Linked DNA regions of Homo sapiens: all the other regions are linked to region 3. Evidence: read pairs that join two places in POLR2A ChIA-PET (ENCODE). Cell type or tissue: OCI-LY7. All regions are shown on one strand. Region 1 overlaps TCF4 (transcription factor 4). Region 2 overlaps TCF4 (transcription factor 4). Region 3 overlaps MBD2 (methyl-CpG binding domain protein 2).

The links. Peaks named below come from ENCODE experiments on the same cell type or tissue, not always from the same donor. Only the 100,000 strongest peaks of a DNase experiment are listed, where the experiment ranks them.
Region 1: POLR2A ChIA-PET joins it to region 3 with 8 read pairs; 1 of 35 experiments calls an interaction of 5 or more read pairs at or near these places.
Region 2: POLR2A ChIA-PET joins it to region 3 with 6 read pairs; 1 of 35 experiments calls an interaction of 5 or more read pairs at or near these places.

What each region holds. Positions count from the first base shown.
Region 1 is chr18:55,435,000-55,438,999 of GRCh38, reverse strand. The region is part of intron 5 of TCF4 (transcription factor 4); the gene reads left to right. Among named protein-coding and RNA genes, the nearest start is that of TCF4-AS1, 16 kb to the left of the region's middle. RefSeq lists an enhancer at 1-152. In OCI-LY7, no CTCF peak of the experiment used is centred here; no DNase peak of the experiment used is centred here; H3K27ac peaks cover 949 bases.
Region 2 is chr18:55,422,090-55,426,089 of GRCh38, reverse strand. The region is part of intron 5 of TCF4 (transcription factor 4); the gene reads left to right. Among named protein-coding and RNA genes, the nearest start is that of TCF4-AS1, 28 kb to the left of the region's middle. RefSeq lists an enhancer at 2,242-3,696. In OCI-LY7, no CTCF peak of the experiment used is centred here; DNase peaks (open chromatin) are centred at 2,339, 3,129, 3,509 and 3,809; H3K4me3 peaks cover 3,084 bases; H3K27ac peaks cover 3,877 bases.
Region 3 is chr18:54,216,183-54,220,182 of GRCh38, reverse strand. The region is part of intron 1 of MBD2 (methyl-CpG binding domain protein 2); the gene reads left to right. Among named protein-coding and RNA genes, the nearest start is that of SNORA37, 4.2 kb to the left of the region's middle. In OCI-LY7, no CTCF peak of the experiment used is centred here; DNase peaks (open chromatin) are centred at 1,652 and 2,352; H3K4me3 peaks cover 3,902 bases; H3K27ac peaks cover 4,000 bases.

The DNA of each region.
Region 1 (4,000 bases), 1.2 Mb before region 3:
CCCTTCTCTTGGCCTCTGTCAATTTTAGGGCTCAGCAAAACTGGGCTTACTAAAAACACCTTTCAATTTCTGTTCTCAGCATTAATCTGTCTTTGCTTAGTGTTCAAAGAATACTTTAAGATACTCATTAATGCAAACACTGTTATGAGGAGGGAGCTTCACTTCGGTCCCTTCTTCTCACCTTCAGATACTACTGTAACAGCTGTGTGGGACTGGAGTATGGAATGTTTCAGAGAAGCTGCTTCTGAGTGTGTAGGAGAGGGCTGAAGAAACTTTCATCCAGTACACAGTTTTGTCCTGTAGTCCTTGTTCCCATGGCCAAAAGTCTTCTGGTAAAATTAATCTCCAGTGCTACCTTTCCTACCAGGACTGCAGGTGGTGTCTTTTAGTTGAAACAGACTCCCGTGGTCCCTTGATTCTCATATGTAATGTTCCATGTTCAGGTGTCTCTGAAAGCTGTTAGACTTCATCCAATGGAGAAGGGTCCATTGAGCTACATCACTTTCTTTTTTCACATTTGCGTTTCTTTATGTAGAGTGAGTTGCAGTTTGGTTGGCTTTTTTTCTGGGAATAGATCACTCTTCTGGGGACTGTCAGACTTGGTCCCTGCCCTGGGTGAGTTTGCCATCTTATTGAGGGGGTACTAACATGTGCGAGACAACTATAATCATAGCAATACCAACCCCACCTCAATGGCTGAGTGACTAATGAGAGGAGAGAGTGAGGGGCTGAGCAGAGGCCTCTAGGAAGCAGCTGTGGTCAATCTTAGCCTACATTTACTTTTTTTTTTTTTTTTTTTGAGACGAAGTCTCACTCCGTCACTCAGGCTGGAGTGCAGTGGTATGATCTCTGCTCACTGCAACCTCCACCTCCCAGGTTCAAGCAATTCTCCTGTCTCAGCCTCCTGAGTAGCTGGGATTACAGGCATGCACCACCACACCCAGTTAATTTTTGTATTTTTAGTAGAGATGGGGTTTCACCATGTTGGCCAGGCTGGTCTCAAACTCCTGACCTCAAGTGATCCGCCCACCTTGGCCTCCGAAAGTGCTGGGATTAGAGGCGTGAGCCGCTGTGCCTGGCCTAAACCTATATTTACTTTGAATTTCACTATAGTCTACCATTTCCTGATGCCTTATATATCTGACATATATCTGATGAGTGACATTCTTGAGATGTCTGCCCAGGACTCCTGAACCCCATGAGAAATAAGATTGCACTTTGCAGTTCTTCAACCTTGCTGTGCATCTGAGTAACATGTGGCCCATTCATACACTGCAGATGCCTGGGCTCCGTCTGTGAGATTCTGTGTTTAGAGGCCTGGGCTGGGATCTAGGCTTCTGTTATTTAAACAGGAATTTCTGACCTACACATTGCTTCAAAAAATTGTCAATTTTGTTTTCAAAATTGTTATTTTTTCTTGAACTCAATACTTATTTTTAAATCCTTTTTCACTCAGGAAAAGTGAATCATCACCTACTTAGCACCTAATTATTTACCACTAAGATATTTGTGTGCAAAAAATTAATAATTTTTAGATCAAAGAAAATGGATAACTTCTAATATGTTAAAATCGTGCATATTTCCATTGAGAGAGAGAATGGGCTGAAATTATCCCTCTTTTATATTTTAATTGTTCATCAAATTGATAGATTTAATCTACTGGCCCTAAAGATTTGCTTCTATAATAATGTTGTGAATGAAACCTTCATTGCTGTAGATTCACAATTCAACATCATACGTATGTGGTAGGTGTGATTTTTCTTGTATTAAAGGAAAAAGGGTTAGCAGATTTTTACCAATTTAGAAAAAAGGCAAGCCAAATTAGAGGGAAGTCAGCATTATAAATATTTCGAAAAGAACCCCCATTCATTATTTTTTGTAATGTGTAGCTAAGACCAAGCAACAGTGAAGTGGGAATCTTTGCCTTATGCAAAATGGTTAGGGAAATAGCTAAGGATGCTAAGAAATTAGCTTCAATATTGGTTGTAGGCATGAATGTTTTTCTCAGGGACTTGGGTGATTTTGTTACACTTTCTAATATTATCTCTGCTATCTTCTAGGACTTATTTTGTGCAGTCAAAGACTTTTTAAGGCTGTCTGTTCTGTAAAAGAAATACAAACTCCAAGTTGTTTGATTTTATGAGTTTTGTTGTTGTTGTTGTTGCTGTTCAGTCTGTAAAATAGTGACGTGGATAATAAAGATATTTAGTTGTATGTCCAGTGACCTTTGGAATAATAAAACTGTTTTTGTCTGTGTGGGTTTTTCACATACAGGTAATGTTTTGTTCACATTCTGGATACAGACCTGACCTCAGGCTGCTCAGCACTGCAATTTCATAGGCTCCTATGAGGTCCCCGGCTAACATTTTGACTGTGGTGGTAGACCTTCACCTCTTAGATTTCATATATCTTTCATTTTGCTTCTTTTGTGCTTCTGTTGAATTCTGTATATTTAAGAAAATTAAGATGCAGAGAGAAAATTGGTTAATGTCTCCTCTGTGTCTTGTAATATGTGGCCCAAACAGAAAGAAAATGTATGGAATTTAGAAATTTTATTTACTTGTTTTCTTACATCATAGAATACCATTTTACCATTGAAATTATTAAAACCTGCTTTTATTGAGAATTTTGGGGAAGTTGAAAATGTAACCTTTACGGGGAATTAAAGCTGTTTTATTTTAATGAATAAAGTAGTTAAATTATTAATCATATAAAATTATTTCTCTGGATGTTAATAACCATTTCTTTACCCAGGAACTTTTTTCTAATCACAGAATCTTGATTGGTGGTTTATTTGAAGGCATATCTCACTATTAATGGTTCAAGAATACCCATAACTTTTGGAAAGACTCAAAACATATTGCATAATTGGATTTTAAGTTATGTTGTTTGTAAGCTTATTTGACTTGTATCATGTAGTGATTACTATCAGTTTTTCTGGATGTAGGTAGGTGCTTCTTATGATTCTTTCATAGATAGTATTGAGTCATTCATTAAGTCTATTCCTCAGATGCTTATTGAGCATCAGACTTGTGTCACATACTTGCACAGCTTGGTGTTGGAGATACACCCTTTATCACCACATACTTGGAGTTGCTTTTTGTCTGCTGTAAGACACAGGATGTAGTGAACAGGCCAAGAGAAATATAGGGTCCTGTGGGAGCTCCTTACAGGGAGGGACATAGCACAGAGAAACTCAGGGTAGTTGACATTTAAGTTCAGATCTGAGTGATCAGGAAAACAGCCAGCCAGAGGGAGCTGGCATGGGAATGGATGGAGGCGTGTTTGAGTCATGGCAGCCAGATCTAAAGAAGGCTACAAGTAGAGAGAGGACTGTGCATTTCTCCTTCCCATCACTGGAAGAGGAAGGGTATGAGGAGTAGGCTCTACATGAACATGAGAGCCAGCTCATGAAGGGCTGTACAAGCCATGTTTCAGTGTTTATCATTCATTCTGCAAATACATACTCAGCACTATGTGTCAGGTACTTGGCTTCAGGAAACAAGGCAGAAAATAATGCCTGCCCTTGTGGAGATTTTATTCAAATGGGGAAGAGACAAACAGTAAACATGGCACTAGTGGTTTTGAAAATGGGTCAGAAGTATGTGTAGTCCAAATGGTTACAGACTCAGCATTTGCCAATATCATGGAGCCAAATCTAAGACTATTTAATAAAAATAAGTTTGCAATCATTTCCAGTCCTCAGCTGATAACTACAGATAGACTTATTCTTAACTCAACATATTTACAGGTAAAGTTGAAGGTTACCTATCATTTATATTTATTGCTCACTCACATTGCATCAGGCATTGGGCTAAGCAAGCAAGCAAACCACATTTGAGAGAAGGTGCTACAGTTTAGTGCAATCAGTATTTCAAGTTCACCAGAGTAGAACTTAAGAGTAGAAGGTTTATTTGTTAAATAAGAATACTTGACCTTAATGGCTACCAAAAAAGAGTTGGAAGAATGAATAAGATCTAGTATTTGATGGCACAACAGG
Region 2 (4,000 bases), 1.2 Mb before region 3:
TCTTGGTTTGTGTTTTAGGATGGACATGTCCCTTCTTTAGAAACAAGTCTGCTGTAAAATGGGTTGTATCCATCTCAGAGCTATTCTGCGTAGTCTTGATGTGGAAAAGGAAACAAATCTCCAAGAATAAAGTAGAGCACTAGGCATTTCCCATCTTCCTGTAGAGTGGTAGTTTAAACAGCAGGGGCACTGAGCAGAGCGATTGAGCCACCCAGCAAAGCTGAGCTGTAGCACCTGATCATTATCCCTCAGGTTTAAGATTTACCTGTTGTGCTCATTGTAACAAAAGAAATGAAATCTCTGTAATTATATTGGAAGGGGGAGGAGATCGTGTTTTAGTTCCTTTGATCTTGAGCTAGAATAGGCTCTGCTTTTGGAAATTTAATTTGAAAGAGCCCAACGTACACATCTGCTTTTTGTACTGCAATTTCTATTGAGCTTGAAAATAGAAATTTATTAATGCAAATGTGTAGAGTCTGTTCCTTGAGGAAAAGATATACTCATTCAAAACACAAGGTGATCCCTTCCTACATAGCTATGGAAGATGTTAATATGTTTTCTGTTTTTTTTTTTCCTTGACTTCAGATATGAGGTTCCTTGCTAACAAGGACTAAGCATAAAAATTATAGGATCCATTGGGGAATGGAAAGATTCATTCAATACTTAAAAGTTTCCAAAGGACAAATTCATTGGTGAAGAGCTGGGGGAAGCATACTGAATCCTCAAAAGAAAAAAAAAAAGCCAAAAACAAGTGCATCATCAAACCATTCTGAAAATATGTTTGAATTGATGATAGGGCCCATGCTAAGAGACAAAGCTTTCATTTCAACGAATCCAATCTGCCTAGTGTTGTGTAAAATTGCCTTTGCCTGTAAATGGAATGGCATGCAGATTTTAGGTAGGACACTTTCTCACCCAACTTAGCCTGTACTCTATTTCATTTTTTCCACCATTACATGAAGCTTCACATAAATGACAACTTGACTTAATCCTTAAAGTGGCTGGATTGTGTGGTCTATTTTGATTAAACTTTTTCTTGTTCTTAGTGTAAATTTTCAGTAATGCCTAAAATGTCATGAGCATTTTGGGACATAAATCCTTTAAGCTATTTTGCAGTCATATAGTTGTTCTTTGGAGGGTTTGAGTGCTTTCCTAAACTCCTTCTCATCTCTAAATAGGCAAAATAAATTATAAATTGTCGAGAACATTCAATCACTCTTCGGATGAGCAGGCATCTCCTAAAGCTGGGGAAAGTATCCATTTTCAATATTTTGAGTAAATATAGTTGATTCTTTATAATATTTGTACTGTATCAAAAGATCTCAAAAACTGTTATAAATTACCTAGACTTAAGGAAGAAGACATGATTAAATAATTCATTGGATCAATAAAACCAATCTGCTTTTTTCTGATGTGGTGTGATGAAGTTTTTTTTCAAATGGGGTAGGTGGGCCTCAGTGCTGTGTATTATCCTTTTGATTCTATTGGTTACTGTCTTTCTCTGCTCCCCCCTTAGTTGTTGTTTGATATTTTTGTGCTTTTTGTTTGTTTTGTTTTAAAGAAAGGAAAGCTGCAAGCCATAGAAAGTTAGGCTGTGAGTTAGGAATTCTGAGTTTAAAGCAGGGAGCCTGTCCCTAACTTTGTGTTTAAGTTGGTGTTTCAGTTATGTTGCCAGTGTAAGCTTGTGACCCTTACAAATGTACAATTTCATTTGGGTTCAGTGATTCCTGGATGAGTTTGTGATATAGGATGCCAAAGGCTGTGGAATTTCTTTAAGACACAAAATCTTGAGACAGAGCTGATTCCTTGGAAGCTTGTGGGTAACTAGAGTCTCATGTTAACTAATCTGGAGGGGGCTAAGAAAAGTCTTCCTACCCACTTCCAATTAATTAATTTCTAACATTTCCATCTAATCATGACTTTGTCGAGTGACACACATCTTTTTTCCTCACAGGCAAGAAACTCACACACAAAATTTCTATTTCTAATGGCAGACAGTTGGGGTGCCGCAGCCAAGCAGTCACCCTTAAAAATTAATGAGCGTAATGATGGTTAGAAAAGCGATTCTGATGGTGGTTGGAGAGGGAGGGGCCATGGGGATGGCAGAAGGAGGAAGACCGGACTCCTCATAAGTGACAATGATGTGAGCCCCTGTCCTCATCTCCCCTCCCATCCCCCCTTCCGCCCAGTCACCACCCCTTCCATCCTCCTCTCTTTACAGGAGCCAAAGCAGATAGAAAGACAGGGCGATTATGAAGACGTCAGTTGGAGTGTAGGCAGGCGAGAGGGGCGCAGCGCCCCAGATGAGGTCCGGGGGGAGCTGAGGAGGGTCACTCATGGACGACCGTGTGTGTGTGTCTGACAGACTGTGAAATGGTGCGTTGTTGCACGGCTGCGCTGCACCTGGGCCCTTCATCTGTGATTGATTGGTTTGGTCATGTGTAATGGTCCCATCTGCTCTGTGTTGTTTTTCTTTTTTTACTTATAAACACCGTTCCCAGAGGCTGAGAGAGGATGAGCTATGTTTTGTCATCTTCACTTACACTTTAGCTCAAAAAAGTGGTCAAGTAGGTAAGCTCTAAAGTCTGTCCAAGTAATGTAGTAGGAAAGTACGGTTTTTCCCCTTTGCTTGATTGTGTGTGTGTGTGTGTGTGTGTGTGTGCGCGCGCGCGTGTGCCTCTCCTGCGCACGCGTGTGTGCGTGGAGTTTTAATGCTGCCTGTTAATATCTGAATAGTTCGTGAACCACGGAAGACCAAAATATCGCAGAAATGATTTGCACAACTCTGTGTATTGTGACTCTTACTGCAGTGAGGATTTTTTTTTGTAACGGAGCCAATACTTAATTAAAACCGCTGACATCATGGTGTTATAATTAAGCGTGGCATTAATTAAGCTGGAATAACGATTTTTTTTTATTAAGAACTGCTTCTATTGTATAAGACCATTATCGCCTAAAAACAAAATAATTTTAAGGCAAAAATAAATTTGCTTTAACCTAGCCCTTTTCAACTTCCCCCAAAGTCCGGCCTCAGGACTGTCATCATCAGGGCTCCGAGTCTGTGTGTGCGTGTGTGTGTGAGCATGTGCGTGTGTGTGTGTGTGTTTGGTGGTGTTGGGTTGGGGGAGAGTGGAAGTGAAATTTGTTTTTTTTCACCCAAAAATGCTGATCGGCTCCTGGCATTCTGATGGCTAATTATGCATCGGAGAGCTTCGACAGCTGCATTCATCATCATAAAATGTAATAATTAATGACATTCCAACAAAGAAAAATATGCAAATGAGGACTCATTAGCATTTTCATATTCAGCTTTGATAATGCTTTTGCTGACAAGGTTGTAATTAATGAAAATTCATGTCGCAGTCAGGAGATTGGATCGGTTTCATTCCGCTCACAATTCCCAAATGCTTGCATTATGGAAAATCGGCGGCTCTGCCAACTTTTCAGGGAAGAAAAAAACACACACACACACTAAAAGCACCAGATGCAAATTAATGGTAGGGAGTCTTTAACTCTTTAAACCACCCCCCTAAATTTCCATCATAGGAAACATGTGATGAGTGTTAGCCTAAGAACTAGATTCTCTTTTTTTTAATAATAGGAAAGTACTTTTATTTGTGACCCAAGTATGAGAATTTCTGGCAAACTTTTTTTTTAATATTAAAAAAAACCCCCCAAACCCTCCACCTTTTCCCTTCTTTCCTTTTCCCTTTCAAGACTATTTAAATGTACATAGTAAAACATGTTAGGACAGCCAAGCCCCAGCATGTTGTGTTCTGTCCTCTGGCTGGCAGATTCACGCCACAACAGTTTATTCATCCACATGCTTTTTGGCGACTCTTCATCACGTATTTGGGCTTAGATCTTCTGGTGCCTCCCTCGGCGTGCTACCCATAAGGTCGAAAGAAAAGCAAGTATTCGATTTCTCTATTCAGGGTGGGTTTTTTTTTTTTTTTTTTTTTTTGGATGATAGTGGTTTTTTTTTTTTTGTGCTTTTTCT
Region 3 (4,000 bases):
TGATTGATATTTTTGAGATATTTTCTTCCTCACATAGTCTTTTAGTAGCCCCCTCTTGCCTTTTTTAAAAAAATCAAGTCTAGGTCGGTCGCTGTGGCTCACGCCTGTAATCCCAGCACTTTGGGAGGCTGAGGCGGGTGGATCACGAGGTCAGGAGATCGAGACCATTCTGGCTAACATGATGAAACCCTGTTTCTACTAAAAATACAAAAAAATTAGCCAGGCATGGTGGCAGATGCCTGTAGTCCCAGCTACTCGGGAGGCTGAGGCAGGAGAATGGCGTGAACCCAGGAGGCGGAGCTTGCAGTGAGCTGAGATCACGCCACTGCACTCCAGCCTGGGCGACAGAGCGAGACACAGTCTCAAATATACATATGTGTGTGTGTGTGTGCCATTTGTTGCTAAAGACTAGTATGATGCTTCAAGAGCATGAATTCTGAATCACTGAGGTTCAACCATGCTCCTCCCCTCACCTTGGTTTGCCTTTAAAAACAAACAAACAAAAAATAAATGGACCCTCCATGTAGTATCTAGAAAACTGACTGAGTGGACCCAGGTAAGCAATGTGACTATTGTCATAGTTCTTACATATTTGTGTTAAAGTCTTCTTGGATTCCAATAAAAAGCCTTTTCTGATATTGTCTTCTTTCTCATAATTCCTATGTAGTTAAACTTGGTGTCCCTTGTATAACTCTCATATTCATTTACTTAGAACTTGTGGCTTTCTCACATAGCTGTCTTTCCCCTCGACACAATGCCAAACACTCAGATGCTAAATAAGGGTTTACCAATTGATATTCCACCTAACGTTTTGTAAAACAAGCCTTAAAATGACTTTGTAGTTTTTGCTTTATTTCTGTTCTTGTGGTGGTGTGTTGGGATAAAATTGGTTGAGGTATTTTATTAATAAGGCTATGCATTTTGTAGTTTCTAATTTTCATCATCAGTGTGAAGGTACTGTGGAAAGCCTTTTTCTGGAATTTTGAATATTAGAGATACAGTGAAAATGGTAAATAGGTTGCTCATAGTGCACAGACACAAGTGAGAAATCGGCATTTGAATTTCATCGACTGTGTAACATCGGGTATAGTAGTGTAGGGTCTTCTGTGCCTTAATTCTATGTGTATTTGTGTTACAGCTCTCAGAATTTTGGCACCTATTAGTAGTATTTTGCTAAATGCTTTACATGAGCTATCATACTGGATTTTTTTTTTTTTTTTTGAGACGGAGTCTTACTTTGTCACCTAGGCTGGAGTGCAGTGGTGCAATCTCAGCTCACTGCAACCTCCGCCTCCTGGGTTCAAGTGATTGTCCTACCTCAGACTCCTGAGTAGCTGGGATTACAGGTGCACACCACCACGCCTGGCTAATTTTGGTATTTTTAGTTAGAGACGGAGTTTCACCATGTTGGTCAGGCTGGTCTTGAACTCCTGACCTTGAGATCCACCTGCCTCAGCCTCCCAAAATGCTAGGATTACAGGCGTGAGCCACCGCGCCCAGCCTATCATACTGGATTCTTATAACCCTATGAAACAGGTACAGTTATCTCCATTTTACAGATTGGGAGTTAGCAAAGGGAAGTAGTGTGCTTGGGGTTGTACAGCTAGTAAGTGCAAAGATACAACCTGAAGCTGGTGGTTTAACCTCAGAACTCCTAACCACCATGCTCTGTTGCATGGCATAGAGATCCCTACTTGTATTCTCAAATATTGCAACACCCCATGTCTAATCTACTTTATTGGGCTTAGTGTGCCATTGAGATAATGTGATTATTTACTATTACACTTGTATCCTGAAGATGTCAAAGGGTAAATTTTAAATCCTATTTGGTAGTGAAGCTATTGTACCAAAGGATAACCCTCCAGCTTTAAATAATCCTGGAGGGGAAAAAAATGTAATAAATCCACATAATTAAAGCAGTATTGTTCTGAGTAATAAAAGTGATCAATTTGTTCAGAAATATTCTCTCTTTGATAAATGTTCAACCTAGGATTAACCCTGTTATTTCTCAGATATTGAGGTTTGAGATACAGTTGAAATATACCGTACAGATCAATTTTTTAAAAATCTCTAGTTAGAGAAAGGAAAGAAATCCAATATTTATTAAGAGCTTAATTGCATAATAGAAAGTTTGGCTTGCTTTAAGTCTTTTCTCTTGATGTTGTGTGATTGAAGCCTGCACCCAGAAATGAAAGACATAGGTGTGGTGGAGATTGTGCTCTGATATATCTTCCTTAGCTGTACTATCACATCTTTTTGTGAGATACCAAAGGAATTTTTGTTAGGGTGCAGCATTGCTGTCTGTCCTACATCTGATTTTTAGAATCTGACATGCAAAGTCTCACCTGCCGCAACACCCACAATACTTGTATTAGAGGAAATACATAGCTCAAAGGAACTGATGCATATACATTCTAAAAATAATCTCCAACAGAAATTGGTAGATTTTTTCACATTGCTTTTAAAAATTTAGTTAATGAGATATCATCATTTTTTTCATAATTTAGTTTTAATGGAATGTTAAAGGAAGTGATGCTTTTTTTGATTTTGGTTTTTAGATTCTATAGTGGGGCTCATAGAAATTCATAACTTTTTTACTCATGTTTAAAATCTTCTCAAGACATGCATGATGAATTAGAAATAAACCATAAACTCTTCCTGGATTTAGTGTTTGGCTGGGAATCTTAATGCCTCTTACAGCTCTTATGTATTGATCTTTCATTGTTCTTTGCCATTTCCAGTGAGAAACGATTAGGAAAATTTTGTAATATGGTGTTTTACTTAATTTTATCAGAACTTCTAAAAACTAAAACTTCCCAAGGAAGGAGAATAAAAATATGGAATATAATGAAGTTTGAATAATATCTGCAGATTTCATGATTTCATCCTGTCTTTGTTCTCAGTATAATACAAATTCAAACTCATTTTGGGAACTTGATGTACATAAACTCTATGTGAATATAAATAATAAAATTTAAAATTAGATTTTAAAATTGAACACTTCGCATTTCTCAGGAGTAATCGAGTGTTTTACAGATGTGAGGAAGAAGAACATCGTCCCCTTTAATTTTTTATTTTGTTTTGTTTTGTTTTGAGACGGAGTTTCGCTCTTGTTGCCCAGGCTGGAGTGCAGTGGCGTGATCTCCACTCACTGCACCCTCTGCCTCCTGGATTCAAGTGATTATCCTGCCTCAGCTTCCCAAGTAGCCGGGATTACAGGCATGTGTCAACCATGCCCAGCTAATTTTGTATTTTTAGTAGACGAGATTTCACCATGTTGGCCAGGCTGGTCTCGAACTCCTGAACTCAGGTGATCCACCTGCTTTGGCCTCCCATAATGCTAAGATTACAGGCATGTGAATGCTGAGATTACAGGCATGAGCCACCGCGCCTGGCCCATCATCCCCTTTTGAAGATTTTTTTTTTTGAATGCTGTGTCTTGGTATTCTTTTCTTTGTTATTTTTATACTGGAAGAATGCATGGATAAGCAAGGATGCGTGTCCTTAAAATTCTTTTTAACAGGCATTCATCTCTTTTAAAAAGCCTTTCCTAGAGTCCCCTAGCAGAAATGGGAAACTCCTATGGCATTTGAGTATTACTCTGTTAACTCTTATCACATTTGCTTTAAGAAATAGTTGGCAAGTCTTTGTTACCCATGAGATTCTGAACCTCCTCAGTGTCAGGAGCTGTGTCTGATTCATTTTTGAATCTTCAGTATCCAGCATAGTCCCTGGTATAATATGGAACGTTTTTCATAAATCTTCGCTAAGTGAAGCAAACAGTAAATACATTTCTCTATTAATCCAAAAAGTTATGGTTAATCTGGCTGTATACATAGGCCTGACTCCCCTTATAGGGGCTGCAGTTACCAGCATCCTGCCTTGCACTAAATCAGGTATACAAATATTGAATAGCTGAAGTAAATGTAATTTTTTTCCTCAAACTTGTGTGTGTGTAGTGTTGATGTATATATATTACCTAGGCTTTTAGGTCTAAAAT